2 separate regions of the Mus musculus genome follow, and region 1 is linked to region 2. Evidence: chromatin loops called from intact Hi-C (ENCODE). Cell type or tissue: left cerebral cortex. All regions are shown on one strand.

Region 1 (8,000 bases), 54 kb before region 2:
ATCACCTGAGTTCTGGCTGACTCATTCCTTGTTCACAGCCCCTCACAAATATAATTAGCCCCAGGGCTGTCTGCAATGTGCCACAATTCTCACACCTTGGTATTTTTTAACTGTGACCTTACTGTGGTTTGATTTTCACTTGTGCTTCGAAGAGTTCCTGAGAAGAAAGCCATTTAGTTAAATATCTTGAGATGTTTTTATATTTATATCTTGTTGTTGTTGCCTTTGTCATTATGGGTCTGGTGTGTGTGTGTGTGTGTGTGTGTGGTGTGTGTATGTGATTGTGCATGCATATGAGACAGGTGCACACGTGCATATGAAGACCACAGATCAACCCTGAGTACTGTTATTTACTATGTTACTTTGTGACAGTCTCTCATTGGCCTGGAGCTTGCCCATTAGATTAGAGCCAGTCAGCCTGAGGAGGAATCTATTTGCCTGTCTCTCCCCTCCTAGTGCTGTAATTACAAATAATGCGTCTAACTGTCAAGACTTTTTTTTTTTTCCCTCAATGTGGGTTTTGGAGATCCAACTCAGGTTTCATACTTGCCAGGTAAGCATTTTCCTGATGGAGGCCTCTCACGCTACATGATATGGATTTTGTACTTGCCCACGAGTCAGCTTGGCTTACTGTCAAATTTGGTACTGTAAATCACTTTGGGGGGGTGTATGTATTCTGGTTCTATATTCTGGGTCTCCACAGAGGGTGTGGTGGCAAGGCCATAAGAATCTGTAGTGAACTCCTGGTCACTGAAGGACCTTGGGCTCACCTGTGTTCCTCAGCATTCGCCATTTCAGTAAACGAAGATTGTATTGTCCTTTTTTTTTTTTTTTTTTTTTTTATTTATTTTGGTCCTCCACGTGGGAGGTTCCACCATGAAGCCTCCACATGGGAATCAGCTGAGGAAAGACTTCACAAATTACTAAGTGTGTTTCAACATAGGGGCAGGAGTCATATTGAGAAGGCAGGATTTGTTGTTGTTGTTGTGCCTGTGTGTGTGTATGATAAATGTTTATCATGGTTTATTACTGAGAGACAGTTGTAGTTGTCTGAATTCACATTTTGGGGAACGTTGTCAATGAACTCAACGGGAATGGTGATGCTATTTCTGATTCCAGCGAGAGCTCTAACTTCAAGCATACACCTTGTGCTGTCCTTGGTCGGTGACGGAATCCTCCTCGGGAACATCAATTGTCTTATTGATTCTTTTGATGTCTAAGTGTGAGGGGAATGTGGATTAGTTTGCCTAGCAACTGCGTGTACGTTCTTGGTTGTATTTTCTTCCATTTTCTAGAGATTTATAAAGTTTGGTTTTTTTTTTTTTTTGGCTGTGGTTTAAAATCAAGTGTTTTTACCCCTCACGCAAAGACCCTGTCCTCTTTGTCCTATGTATTTCTTTTCCTCTGACATAAACTTTATACATTTAAGGTATAAAAGCCACTGGAAATAAAATCCAATCTCACAACTTACTCTAGAAATGTAGTATCTATGTAATAAGTAACAAGATAGCTACTGATGCCAAATTTTAAAGTTTTTTTTTTTTAAATCTGGATGATGGATTCAAATAAAAGATATCTAATATGGAATTCTGGAGAGAAATTTTCTTACCTGAAATGCATCCTGGGATTTCTATAATATGCAGTCATAGATTGTTTTCATTATTTGTAAACCCTGGTGAATTTTAGTTTTTACACACACACACACACACACACACACACACACACACTCACTTGTAAAGATGCTGTAGAACCTAAAGTGCTTTATTCTCCATTCTGCAGTGCACTAGACACTGGCCAAGATACTGGGGTTGAGTGGAGCAAAATGAATGTAGTCTTGTTCTTGTGGATTTGGTGCCTAGCTGGTGAAATAAGATGTGCAAAGATGATGAGTTCTAGGGATTTTATGGTCATCCATGGAGAGGACTAGTTAAAGAAAGAAAATCTTTTAAGGGGAAAATGCAGGATGCCTGCTTCAGGGAGTGGCTTTAACTTAGAAAGGGTGGTGTTTGGATATGCCCTGGCAGAAGGAAGCATATAGCAATGGGAAGGAGGTAGCTATACTTTCAAGCAAGACTCAATATGTTCCTTGACAGATAGGCCTGTAGAGATTCAGCTGTTTCTTACATCTGGCCACTTTTTCATGCATTCCAGTTTAATGGAACTAATTGTGTCCTGCGTGGGTCAAGGTCTCCTCTACGGTGGATCTGTGATGCTAGGTACAAAGAAAGCTATGCAATATCAAGACTTTGTTGATTTTGCTTTTTATTTTGATACATAGGTATCTGTTATTTTCACCTTCATAGTTTAATCTCACCAACTGCAAAGCCCCCGGAATTGTAGAATGTGCATGTAGAGGATGCTTTTTTGCCAGATTCCATGCAGACCATTTACATATCCTAGTGTTCTTGAAGCGTGCCTGCTCTGCTCAGTGCCAGAGGAAAGACAGAGTGTTGCTTTTAAGTGTCTCAGTGCTGATGGGACATATAATTTGCTTCTAAGTTTTTAGATAGGAAACTTTTGCCATTGTACCAACTGTGTTAAGGAGGGGTATATAAAGCAGAGGTGGGAGTGATAATTCTGTTGGTGGCTATGCATCAGGGAAGGAGGCCCAGAGAGATGCTAGCACTTAGTCACGAAGGATGAGTGGGAACCTGCCAGATGGCCACAGCAGTGGGGAGTGTTTCAGCATGTGCCTCTGCAAGTGCACAAAGACATAAGGGGATGTGAAGAGTTTGGGGACAATTAGTCCTCAGGAGGAAAGAATTTGTACCAAGTGTAGATCGGTACAGCTAGAAGGTTAGAAAGCCCACCAAGTGGGTCCATTCTAGATCAAAGAATCCATACTTTATTCTGTAGATAGCGGTCAACATTGAAGATAGTTAAACATGAATTGCACACACACACACACACACACACATATATGCACTAACATTTTTATATTTATGTATATGATAACTTTGTGAGTGCAAAGTGAAGACTGAAGAGCCTTCCATCATAATATACAAATTGTTCAATGAGGAAACTGTCCAATGATCCTGCTGAGTCATGAGTTCACAATATGGCCCATGTTGCAGGTGGTAGGAATGTGAATTAATCTCTCTATAGTTTTGTCCTTCCATCTGCAAAGTGGGGTGATAGCAGTGACTGTCTTACAATTGGTGTGAGGATTATAAGGGCTCTTATTACTTAGAGATAACGCACCATAATTTCTTACATAATTATGTATGCTAATTTCATTAAGAATAGCAACTCTATGTGTAGGAAGAAGTTGGCTAATATAGGAACTGAAAATGTCCTTTAAAAGGCAGTTGCAGCTTGCATCATTTTAAACTCATAGGAAAGATCATCTCTAAATATACTTGGAAATCTTTTTTGTTTGTAGTCTTTAAACATTCTGTGTATGTGCGTCTGCATTGAGATAGATGCACGTGGATGCAGATGCCCCCATAGGCCAGACTAAGATAGCAAATCTCTTGGAGTTTGAGTTACAGGCAACAGTTGTAAGCTGCCCAACATGGCTGCTGAAGACCAAACCCAGCTTCTCTGCAAGGGCAATATTTAACCGCTTAACTCCTAAGCCATCTCTCTAGCCCGATGTTTCTGTAAATCTAAAACTATCTTGTTACCTATCTGTGGGAGAACAATTAAAAAGTTAATAGCCATAGGAAAGCCAAATCAGGGCATGAGACAAACACAACATGGGAGCCTGACTGGGGGCAGCTGGATTTGGGGAACAATTTTGAAACCTTTCCTTTGTATATTTTTGTATGTCAATACGAGCAAAATTGTCAAAAGGTGATCTACAAAATGTAGGGTATATTTAATCTTTTCGACTTTCACTATCACGACCCATTTGGTGTCTAGAGTAATGTCAGCTGAAGTCTGAGACATTCAAATAGTGTACAGATGAGCTCTGAGTTCAGATGGCTTTTTACGGCTGAATAAGTACCAGTGAGCTTGTGGCTAGGCATAAAACTGCATGTTTGACTTGTCATCTGAAAGTTCCTCATGTCCAGTTTAAGGTAGCCATTTGAATTTCTATTCAACAACAGCAAAACTTTCAGGATCCAGTGAAACACAGAACGGCTGGTTTCATTGGTTAAGATATATGTATTAATGAGTGAATGTGAATTATTTTACAATAAAAAACCCCACTGTGTCCATTCCAAAATCGTGATAAACCTTGTATACCAAGTATATTATAGACACCACAAGGTGAAGAACGTTTTAGTAAAAGACCTTGTATTTTAGTAAAAATAACATGGTGTGTGTGTGTGTGTGTGTGTGTGTGTGTGTGTGTGCGCGTGCCCATGGAGACCAAAGTGGAACTTGGGTGGTATTTTTCAGGTGCCATTCACCTTTTAATTTTGGTAGGATCTCTCATTGGTCTGGAATTCATCAAGTAGACCAGGCTGCCCCAGGAATTGTTGCCCTACTTTCCTTCCAGCAGTTAGATGGAGAATACAAATGTGTACCACCATGCTTTTTACTTTTTAAAAATGGGCTCTGGGGATGTAAATCAGGTCCTTGTATGTGCATGAAGGGTGCTATACTAATGGAGTCATCTCTACAGCCCCACCTAATGTTTGTAAAGTGAGTGGTTTGATACTTCACAGATCTCTATAGTTTTTGTTAATAAATAATTGTTTTCTTTGCAGCTTTAAGAATACCGGGAATTTATTTTTTCTTACCATGTCTCAGTTTTGTGAGAATGACTATCATATTTTTTTTGGTGGGAGAAAGGTTTTACTCTTACTGACTTTCCATTAATATTGTGACATTCTACTTTGTCCGATGAATCCAAGCCACGGGGCTTCTAATTGTTTGTGGCTTCTACTATGCTCTTTCAAATGTGGTTACAATGGAGAAGTCGCACCCTAGCCCTTTGGATGCGTTACCTTGAAAACCAAATGATGAGGAATTGTTATTCTTGTAGTCAGGTGACTTGCAGGTACCCAAGGACTGCTAAGCAGAGCGAAGTTTTTAATGATGAGTTGTTGGCTGTTAATGAAAAGCTAGTGGGTGGTAAATTACATATTCAAGTTCTTGAAAATTAACCTCTTGCAAATGTTATTAGTTTCATTTTTTCCTTAGAGTTACAGTTTAATTTTTTTGATAAAGCAGTTTATTACCCTCTAGAAGGTATTTAAATCTGAAAACAGAAGTCACAATTTAACAGTGACCACCTTGTGGTGGCTTCTTTCATTTACATTCTGAGCCTCTTCTTAGAGGTGTTGTTAGGTGCCTAAGTTTGAAGGACTAGCTGGACCTGAGAATTAAGTGAATTCTGTGTATTTGAAGGATGATCTTGTAGATAGGAAAAGGTTTCATTATGTATCTTCTTTGCTCTCATTGTATTAGGATTTGTGCCATATGCCTGATGCTCTGATGTCTCTGCCTCTCTCTCTCTCTCTCTCTCTCTCTCTCTCTCTCTCTGTCTCTCTCTCTTCCTCCCTCCCCCTCCTCCTCCTCCTCCCCCTCCTCCTCCTCCTCCTTCTCCTCCTCCTCCTCCTCCTCCTCCTCCTCCTCCTCCTCCTCCTCCTCCTCCTCCTCCTTCTTCTTCTTCTCCCTCCCTCCCTCCCTCCCTCCCTCCCTCCCTCCCTCCCTCCCTTGGTGGAGCAAAAGAATACATTGAAATTCAGTGTCTATACAGCAGACAATATATTGACTGGGTTCTAATTCTTGAAACATGCAGTGTTTCATTTTTTTCCCCCTACTGTCATGCTCAGCACAGTAACAACCCCATTTACATGCTAGTCTCCAAACAGGCTTGCGTCTCAGTTTGGACAGGTTCGGAACTCTAAATAACTGGCTTTTGTCTTGGTTTGGATTGGTTTGGAACACTATGTAGGCAAACGACTTTAGGGTCAGATTTCTGGTACATGCAGCTTGTTCCTTGTGTGTGTAGCCACTTAGTGAAAAGGGTTGTACTTCATGCAGATACTGAAGCTTTGTTTGATCGAGGGAGGATAAAATGGGGCCAGGGAGGATTAACTTGGTCTGTCTAGAGGAACAGACCACTGGTGTATGATAGGAGAAGGATTTGAAGGTCTCTAAATCATTGGTTCCCAACCCATGGGCTGTGAGTCCTATAGTGTTGAATGGCCCTTTCACAGAGCCTGCATATCCTTTTATGATTCATAACAGTATCCAAATTACAAAGTAGCAATGAAAATAATTTTATGGTTGGGGGTTACTACAACACGAGGAACTGTGTTATATTAAAGGGTCATAGTATTAGGAAGGTTAAGAACCATTAGTCTAGACCCTGAAATAGAGGGAAAAGATCGGCAGTTTAGTGATAATTGATTGGCTATGTATGAGGAGGTAAAAATTACATGGCATTCTACCCGCCTGTCATTTTAAAGGTTAATGTGACTTTTAAACCAAACCCATTCACTATCTGTTCTAAGTGTTTCTTTGTTTTTCCGTTTCAAGAGCCCATCTGAACCAAGTTGCCATGATAGACAGCTGAGACAACGTGTGTGTGTGTGTGGGGGGGGGGGGGGGTAAATTGCAATCGCCTATAGGCGATCAGACCATCTCTCAGTGCTGATAAAGGAATCTGCTTGGCCTAAGGAATGAAAGTGCTCAAGTTCTATTCTACAAACTCTAGCTACAAACAATCCAAAGGAGCTTCTAAGGTACAAGAGATATGTCAAACCATTTCCAGTTTCTACAAATTGGCTTAGGAAAAAAAAATCACTAGTGGAACTATAAAGGAATACTGTCCTCAGGGTCATTTAATGCGAATAAGGAATCCTTTCCTGCTATCAGCTGTATTTGTATCTTCCCTTTGATATTTCTCAAAGTCTTACAGCATGTGATCAGTTCAGATTAGAAAGCTACATACTACATGCATTTGTCATCAGTTCACAGGTAACTAAAGTGGGGCTAGGAGGATGGGTTAATGGTTTATTTAACTTCATGAAGGTGATTACTGATAGTGTGGAATTCAAACCCACAAGCACCGATCTCTAGACTTTGGAACTGCTACTCATGACTAAGAAATTCATTGTTGATCGAGAAAGGCTAGTATGGCCTCTAACTGCTAGGTATTCCCTTGTCTGTACAGTATTGGAAGGAGCAGTATACATTTTAAAGTTAGTGATAGTGTTCAGGAGTTGGGAAAGGAGATAAGGATTCACTTGTTTCATTTAGTGAGTACTGAGTTCAAAGGAAGCACCCTTTCCCACCACCAGATGGATTGGATATTCTCATCTTTAGAACAGGGTTCTGCCAAGTCAGTAGTGACTGCGGATTCTAGTTACCAAAGACAACGTTTCCATATATCATAAAGGGATAAAGCATAACTTGTTTTCTTATTCTTACTAGAATTGAGCATTGTGAATAATTTACCCATTGTCCTTAGAAACCGATGACTTAAAGTGTCCTCATGTGTGATGCTTTTCAGGTCCCAAAGTGAGCTAATAAAGCTGGATGCATTATTACAGGTGTTAGTATTATACAAATAGTAGTTTATTCTCTCCTTGAGTAAAGATGTTATTCCAAGTACAGCCATTGTTAATGGAAGTGTTGAAATGTGTCCTTCAATCAGTGCAAGCTCATTTGGTTAGAGTTCAATCATAAACCACTTTTAATCAGTTAATTATATGAGGCAGGGTAGATTTTTCTGCCGAATGAATGACTGGGGAGGAATAATTCTGTAAGTGCATGTCCTTAGTAGTTCCCATCTCTGGCACAACAGTCCCCAGAGGAAGCCATACTAGTAGGGTCTATGCTATTCATGCACGGAGCTGCTTCTACCTTTGCTATTCATGCATGGAGCAGCTTCTACCTTTGGTCCTGCACTTTCTTTAGAGCATGTGTTCAGGGCACACACAGTTTGGCATTGTTTTTCTCTTTGGAATAGTTTCTCATTGCTTTAGGGAGAGTCTGAAGACATTTGAGTGTGTTGAGGAAAGAAAATTAGTTCAGCATCACGCCCCTATGTCCCTGACAGTAAGTCCAGTAATCACCATATTTCCCTTATTATATTA
Region 2 (8,000 bases):
TTCTTTCTCTCTGCTTTTGTCTAGGGCTGAAATAAAATAAAAAATTTAGGGCTATATAATGCTGTCAGGCCCATAATGAAATCTAGCTTTATTTATGGGTGCCTAGAGGGCTCAGAACAGTCTAGGTTTCTAACTGTGGTGTTAAACATTGCTTGACACTCCTTTCCCTTGAATCCTTTGAAAAAGAGCTGATTTTTTTCTTATATTCATGCAAAAGAGCCCTTTGAGAATAGTGAAAGAGGAAAGCAGCCTGCTCAGATGTGGATTATTTTATAATATAACCTGTGGTATTGTTGGAGGAGGATGCAGCTATTGGTAAGTAATGTAGGTCTGATTTCTATGGAGTAAAAGCTGGTGCTATGCAGCTATCAATGCTGAGAAATAAACCCTGGGTGTGCCTGTGGATGTCAGTAATGTCAGCATGGAACCTGAGGGTGGCATGCATTCAATCACAGTATCATATGGGACCCGAGGGTGGCATGCATTGAATTAAAGTATCATGAACTGACATGGACTCTGTCTCTTAGTTGTTCTATGTAAGTTAATTTAAATGAGTTCAACCATCATCCATCTATCTATCTATCTATCATCTATCTATCTATCTATCTATCTATGATCTATCTATCTACCTACCTATCTATCTATCTATCTATCTATCTATCTATCTATCTATCATCAATTATTTTTATTTACCTACATACCTAGATAGCTACCTATCTACCATCTATCTATGTATGAATATTGGCAAGATAATTTTATGGACTGTGACTAGAAATAACTGAGGTGACTTTCCTTAGAATCTGGGAATATGTAAGTTATTTTCTTAGAGTTGTTATATGTAAGTTATTTTAATTTAAATGAATTTAGAATTTAATAGCCCAACCATGATCTATCTTCCTTCCTTCCTTCCTTCCTTCCTTCCTGTCTTTCTTTCTTTCTTTCTTTCTTTCTTTCTTTCTTTCTTTCTTTCTTTCTTTCTTTCTTTCTTTCTCTCTCTCTCTCTCTCTCTCTCTCTCTCTCTTTCTTTCTTTCTTTCTTTCTTTCCTTCCATCTATCTATCTATCTATCTATCTATCTATCTATATATCAATCAATCATCAACTTGTTTATCTACCTACACACCTAGATAGATACCTACCATCTATCTATATATGAAGATTGGCAAGATAATTCTATGGGCTCTATGACTGGAAATAACTGAAGTGACTTTCCTTAGAGTCTGGGTGTTTTGTTATCATATGTTTTCTGTTTGTAATGGGATATTGTTACTAACCCTGTGGGAATAGGTTAGGGTACTTGTCACAATAAAAATGTCCACACTAGACATAGTCTAGAGAACCAGAGGGGTCACAGAGATGTGGTATTCAAATTATCCAAGTGATCCAGAATGGGTACCACATGGGAGATGCTTGGAAGTATAACATCTGAAGCACCAACTTGAACTTGTTTCTAAGTCTACACTTTAGATAGGTTATGAGGTTATAGCATGCACATTAAAATTTGAGAATCACTGATCTACAGCTTCTGAGATAGACTGGAGTGGTCATGGAAGGAAAGAAATTAGAGCATCAAATATGGTGAACTCTGAGCCTGGAAAGTACAATTAAATCAGGGTAGATAGGATCAAGAGAAGACATAAAGAGTTTGAGTTTCAGTGTTGTGAGCGTGTTGGCTAAGAGGAAGAATCGCTGTTGTTTTCAATGATTTGTCACAATTAGAGTCACCATTGTTGGCTTGGCAGTTGGAGTGATCATGTATAGCCTTGTGTATGATTATGGGTGGAACAGACATTAGCTGATGATATAATCTGGCGACTATTAAATTATGGACTTGCTCCTAGGCTTGGGATTTTGATGAGAATGGAACACGTGAGTTGGGTCAAGCTGGGGGGAGGAAATGAATGTTGTTGCTTGGAGGTCAAAACCAACCAAAACTTGTTCTCCAGAGAAAAGGAGGTTTTGATACATCTAGCTTACCTGTGTTCATCTCCCAAGTCTGCTGAGTAGTGGGTGAGTGCTGTGTTCAGCTCACGTGGCCATGGACTGCCCTCAGATGTGAAGATGGAAACATCATTCAGAGGAGATTTGAGAAACAGAGACACATTCTGCTGGAAAAACACCATTTTTATTTGTTTCTTAAATTAAAATGAAATAGTTTTACTATCAATAACAATTTTAATTTAATTTTTATGTTACTTTCTCTTAAAAATAGAAATGCACTTATTATATTAGAAGTCAAAAGGCTGTGCAGTAAATATATAAACCATTCTATACTCTGGTGTGAAGTATTTAGCAGACTCCATCTCTTTGCACATATTTCTTTCCAGTTTTGGCATCTTTTCTTTCCAGCTGGTAACTATACTATGGCTTTTTATATATAGCTTTCTATATTTTAAGAATAAAAGATTAGTCATTTGACACCTTCAGAAGGGAATAGAGCATGTTTTAGTCACAAATATACCTAATAAAAACATATAGGGTCTTTTAGGACTTTACTAAAGACCCAAAGGAAAAAAAGATATTTCTTTGAACTTGTTAACACTGTAGGCTGGAAATGATGAGATAGGTCGCAGTATATTTTGGTCCCTGCCAATTATGCCTGTGAGATCAGAGGTATCTGTGAAATATATTTTTAGTGGTTGCACAGCATTTAGCGGCGGCGGTCTTCATCCTACACTCTGTGGCTTAACTTGGCAAATATGAGAAGGAACATAAACCACAAAGTGCTATGGGTCTTAGGATATAATGAAGTCATGCATTACAGTAAAGGGTGGCGGTGGTGGTGAGAATCGACCTTTCCCCATAGCTAAGGTCTTTGTGCTTCAGTGCATCATCTATACTTGATCATTTGCATATTTTTTAGCCTGCTAAAATTGCATTAATTTCCCCCCACTTCTAAGCTTCAGACTTAAGTGTCTTTATTCATGTTCATGGTACTGTTGGGTGCCAACTGGAATATACTGCAATGCCATGCTCTCTAGCTCTCTTACACATTGGATTCTCATATTCATTGGCATTTTTCTGAATTTCCATTGTAGATCACGGTACTCCAGCTCAGCAATCAAGATGGTTCAGTTGCGTGGGGAACATGAAGCTGGATTGAGAAGTAAATGTAGGGAATGGGGAGGCTTTGTTAATACATCCCAGACCAACTTAGAAGGTTGGCTCTTGAAGCAGTTATTGTAACAAGGCACTTGGTGATTTTGCAACTGGTGAGGGCAAGAGACACAAGGATAGAATACGGCAGCCAAAACTGAACCAGTAGCATGCTTGGATGGCTAGAACACCTTTGGCTTAAGTCAGTAGTTCTCAACTTGTGGGTGGTAACCCCTTTGGGGAACCACATATCAGATATCTGACACATCAGATATTTATAGTATAACTCATAACAGTAGCTAAATTACTTTTATGAGGAATCAACAAAATAATTTTATGGTTGGTTTCACTACAACACCAAAAACTGGATTAAAAGATAATAGCCTTTGGAAGGTTGAGAACCACTGGGCTAAGTAGATATTTCAAGTTAGAAGTCAATCAGCAGAGTATAACCATCTGTAGGGAGAGGGTTTGCAGAAATAAGTTAATTTTGTTCCCATTTGAATTACTGCAAGTGTTAAAATGAGGATATATCTAAAAAGATAGACACAAATGGACATATTTATTTCTTTGTTTTCCTTGTGGCTTCTAAAATGGAATCACCACTCTGCCTCATTCCTGTCATCTATCTTTATTAGAAAAGTTCCCATTTGAATCCCTGCTACAAAGCTGGCTGTTTTTACCTTCTGTCTAAGAAGGTGAATATGTGTTGTCTTTTTTTATGGTTTGCTCAGCGTGGAAAAGGCCCGTTCCTTTGAGATATTTCTTCTCTGTATGTTTCTTCTTATTTTAGCCTCCCTTGGCTCAGCAGTCTGTGTACTGTGTAGTTATGGATCGGTCTCTTTAGGCCTTGGGGACGGAACTCCTGACTTAAATCAGTCTCAGCTGTACATTCTTATTATGGCTTCAGGAAAGGGGAGATGGAAATGATCTTCCGAGTAATCAGAATTTTCTATTGTTTCTGTCTTTAAAAAAAAAAAAAACCACAAAAGCATTTCCTGAATTATCTCTAGTAAGATTGATTTTGTTTCTGCTGTTCATATATTATTGAAAAGTAATCCAATTATTATTTAAAGATGGGTTATTAACATTACCTACAGTTCTAATTTTTTTTTCAGGAGGGGAAATAAAAAGTCAGCATTGTAATTTGCTGTTCAAGTAACCATTGAGAGGTGATACTGCACATCAAATAATGCTTACTATGTTGCATTCAATATTTACTGATAAATGGTATAGGTGCATGTATCATCTTAGTAACTAATTGCTTTTGTTCACATGAACTCAAACCCTTAGAAGCAGTTGGTGAGTATGCACTTGTTCCTGTAGAAATTCAGGGCACTCCATTCACAAGAAAGAGAACACTTTTGGCTTTCGTCAGTGAATCCACAGAACGTGTTTTGGGGATGGATCTCTGTAGCAGGAGCTCAGTCAAAGTTGAAACTTTTATTCATCAGGCCTTCCTAAATCTCCACTTAGTGAATTTCCCCTTTCACTTATACCTCAGAACATGAAGACAATTTACTAGAAATTTACATATAACTATTCATGGAGCTCCGTTTCTTTTAAAACCCTGTCAGACGGTTAAAACTCTGTATTAAAAATCATGTAGTAAAGGGTGATAATTATTCATAAGAGGATGCAGAGTAATGAAATGGCAAAGTTAACAGTCAGTGTTCAGTAAGATGAGGAACATTGTTAATGGGGAATCTATTTTTTAGGGAGAATAGTAATTAAGTTCCCCTTAAAAAAGACTACCTTGACACTGGCCCTTAATTCAATTATAGTACTGACTAAAAGCCCTAGGTATAATAGCCAATTAATAAGCCAAGCCAAAAAAACTTCACCCAATGTAAATATAAAAAGTATGTGTGTGTTTGTGTGTGTGTGTGTACATGTGTGTTTATATCTGTGTATGTATGTATGTATATATATATATATATATATATATATATAACATATATATATATGCATTTTGTGTATGTATGTTTGTGTGCATGTGTGTTTATGTTTGTGTATGTGTATATATATATATGTGCACTTTTGTATATGTATGTGTGTGTGTGTATGCTTCAGGGGTGTTAGGATCTTTGCTCCTTAGGATGTTCTGTAAATGTCTTTTGTTTTCATGTTTCTCTAGCCTTTGTCTGAAGACATTGGACTCTCCTCTGCACCAGCGCTCTAAGTGACAGCCACTGGCAGTAATGAGGCTGCACACTCCGCTATAATTGAACCCTGTCAGCGCTACCCATTAAGGCTGTAGTGTATATGCCAGCTCATTAATCCAAAGCCAATTTCTTCTTTGCCATTTCCTTTTTTTCAAAACTATGGCACTGTTTCAAGCCCTGATCCCCTCATTGTATACTTTGGAGATTAGGAATAGAGACTAATTGGTATTGTTGCACCCATCTTGAGGGTTAACATTTTTAATAAAAGGCATGTTCACATCTGCAAGCTAGCATCATTGTGCCGTGATTTCACATTGTTTGTACTTCTAGGTAGTTATTTGTAGTCTGATGTGTGTGAATGCAAGTGTGTGTGTATGCAAGTGTGTGTGTGTGTGTGTGTGTGTGTGTGTGTGTGTGTGTGCATGTTCCTATGCACATGTATTCTGACCCAGTACCCCAGATTCTCTCAGTTTTATGATACAAAGTTATGGTTTTATGGTTACGGGAGTATGTCATATGTACATTTATAATGTTGTGATGATATATCAGTCACAAGGTGATATATGATATATATCATATCACTATATGGGATTGTCATGTGTCTCACATGCCAGTTGAAAGTGTAACAGGTCTTTGTGTTACTTTATACTCAAGGAGTGAGCATTCCAGGAAATCATGTCTACTTTTTCATATATTTAAATGTTTTGATATCAACATTAAAATTATAATAAATTAATTTCAGTGTGCTTTAATCTGATTCACTATTTCTATTTCCTGAATAATGTATTCTGGTTTTGTCTTCGTTTTCTTTAGTTTGGCTTGTGTGCATGATCTTCCATGTTCAAATTCTGTTGACAGTACAAGCAGAGAGATGACTTAATTATGATCTATCTGGTAAAACCTTTCTAAAATTATTATGTGCAACTTCGCTTAGAGCCTTTTCATCTCATCATGCTAAATATGCTTTTTTTTTCCCCCAACGTCCAAAAATCTAATTAAATGAAATCTCTTTTGAATAACATTGAATCAGTAATCTTATTGAGGCTTATCCTTTAATGTGCCTTCTAAGTAGGAATCAAAGAATATATACTTGGCTTTAGCAGGGAAGGCAGTTCAACTCAAAGGTATCACTTAACGGAAATGCAAAACTGTGAACAAAGTTTCAGTCTGTAGATGGAGCATGGGATGCAGGGATGTGGGGGTGAGACCCTCCCAGAACTTTCCAGTTCTGACGAGAGTGACATTCAGCAACATTATCACGGGTACCAGGCATGTTTTGTTTATAGCTACAAGGTTCAAATACCTTAAAAATATGTGAAGATTACTCATTGTAATGATACCTTGTTGGTCAGGCTAACCGGAGCCTAAAACTTCCTGGGGTTCACTTTGAATAAAGGCAAAACAGCAATAAAGTTGGCCGGAGAGAACAGGTTAATGATAGTTTTCCTGAGGGTGAGATTATAGTTTTTAGCTTTTGGCATGTCTTTGGTGTTTGGTTCGAGATGAAAATCATGTGAATTGTCAGTCAACATGTAGTTCTGAGAATCAAAATCGTGTATGGCCCAGAGATCACTTGCCTGGTTGTGACTATAGCCCATCTTCTTCGCAGTTTGGTGCCTGGTTCAGATGTGCTCAGTATTTACTTCCTGAATTAATTGATTAATAATTGATTAATTAATTCATATATATTATAACATGGAAGAGGAGACAACAGACAGTTTTTAACCTAGGTGTTTGGTTTTTGCTTTTCCTGGGCTGTGTGGGTATTCAGTAGAAGGCAAAAGATGGCTTTTCTAGGAAAAAAGAAGTGAAATCATGTTTTTACAATCAGAAAAAGTAAAGGAAAACATGTATCTAGTATGAAACTTCATCTACAAAGTGGCTTTGAAAGTTCTTGTAGCCCCCAGAGTTAAAGTTCACTTTATAATCAGATGTCAGCATTTTATTTTATTTGTTTTTTTGTGGGGAGAGGGCTAACCCCTACATTTTTTCTCATAAAGTTTGTTTAACTCAATGTTGCCAGTTAAAACTGTAATAACTTTATAAATATATAAAATTGTGATGCTCACCTCTAACCAAGACAGCATACATTGTTATATCTTACAGTTAGTTGTCCTGAGTTATATGAAATTGATGTACTGTTTGGTCAGACTGAACAGCTCATCATGGGATCAAAAGCAGATGGTTTTCTTTTATGAGTCTGGTGGGGGTAAGACGCAGGTGAGAGGTTAAGGGGACACTCAAACAGGGACAGTAGAATTGAGCCCATCTACCAGGACCACAGCTCTGACAGAATGTACTGAAGGGCAAGGATCATTTGTCTTATACTTTGAACATGCAAAAGGAGTGAAGGTGGGTGTAGGCACTTAGAGCCTTCCACCATGAGAGTTCTCATTGGTTCTAGTGTCTTTAGCAATATGACCCCTGGTTATAACCACACGGTAAGGGGGCTGTAATCAAGACAAAGAAGAGATGCATTTGTTTTCCTAATAAAAGCCCGATTTAGTGAACATAAAATAAGCCAGTGATAGACTCTGAAAAGTGCTTCAAAACTCTGTCATTGAGGATTCTTTTTTACATCATATAAGTGAAAATTCGGCATTTGGACCTGTGGTGATCTTTGCATGAAGTTACACAGCATATAAGTTTCTTTATTTTCTCACTTGTCCATAGTGTTTCCCATGTAGCAATGGTTCACACTCTGCAGAAACCATCCTACAAGGATCCCTCAATAAATGAG

The links. A loop is a pair of places that touch in the nucleus more often than their neighbours do. Peaks named below come from ENCODE experiments on the same cell type or tissue, not always from the same donor. Only the 100,000 strongest peaks of a DNase experiment are listed, where the experiment ranks them.
Region 1: it touches region 2 in a loop (8-fold over the local background); 3 of 42 quality-filtered maps call a loop at or near these places.

What each region holds. Positions count from the first base shown.
Region 1 is chr10:110,435,233-110,443,232 of GRCm38, reverse strand. It overlaps a transcript of Nav3 not described here. Among named protein-coding and RNA genes, the nearest start is that of 9230102K24Rik, 160 kb to the left of the region's middle. In left cerebral cortex, no CTCF peak of the experiment used is centred here; DNase peaks (open chromatin) are centred at 2,626 and 3,394; H3K27ac peaks cover 3,549 bases.
Region 2 is chr10:110,381,347-110,389,346 of GRCm38, reverse strand. It overlaps a transcript of Nav3 not described here. Among named protein-coding and RNA genes, the nearest start is that of 9230102K24Rik, 220 kb to the left of the region's middle. In left cerebral cortex, no CTCF peak of the experiment used is centred here; DNase peaks (open chromatin) are centred at 2,618 and 3,872; H3K27ac peaks cover 2,417 bases.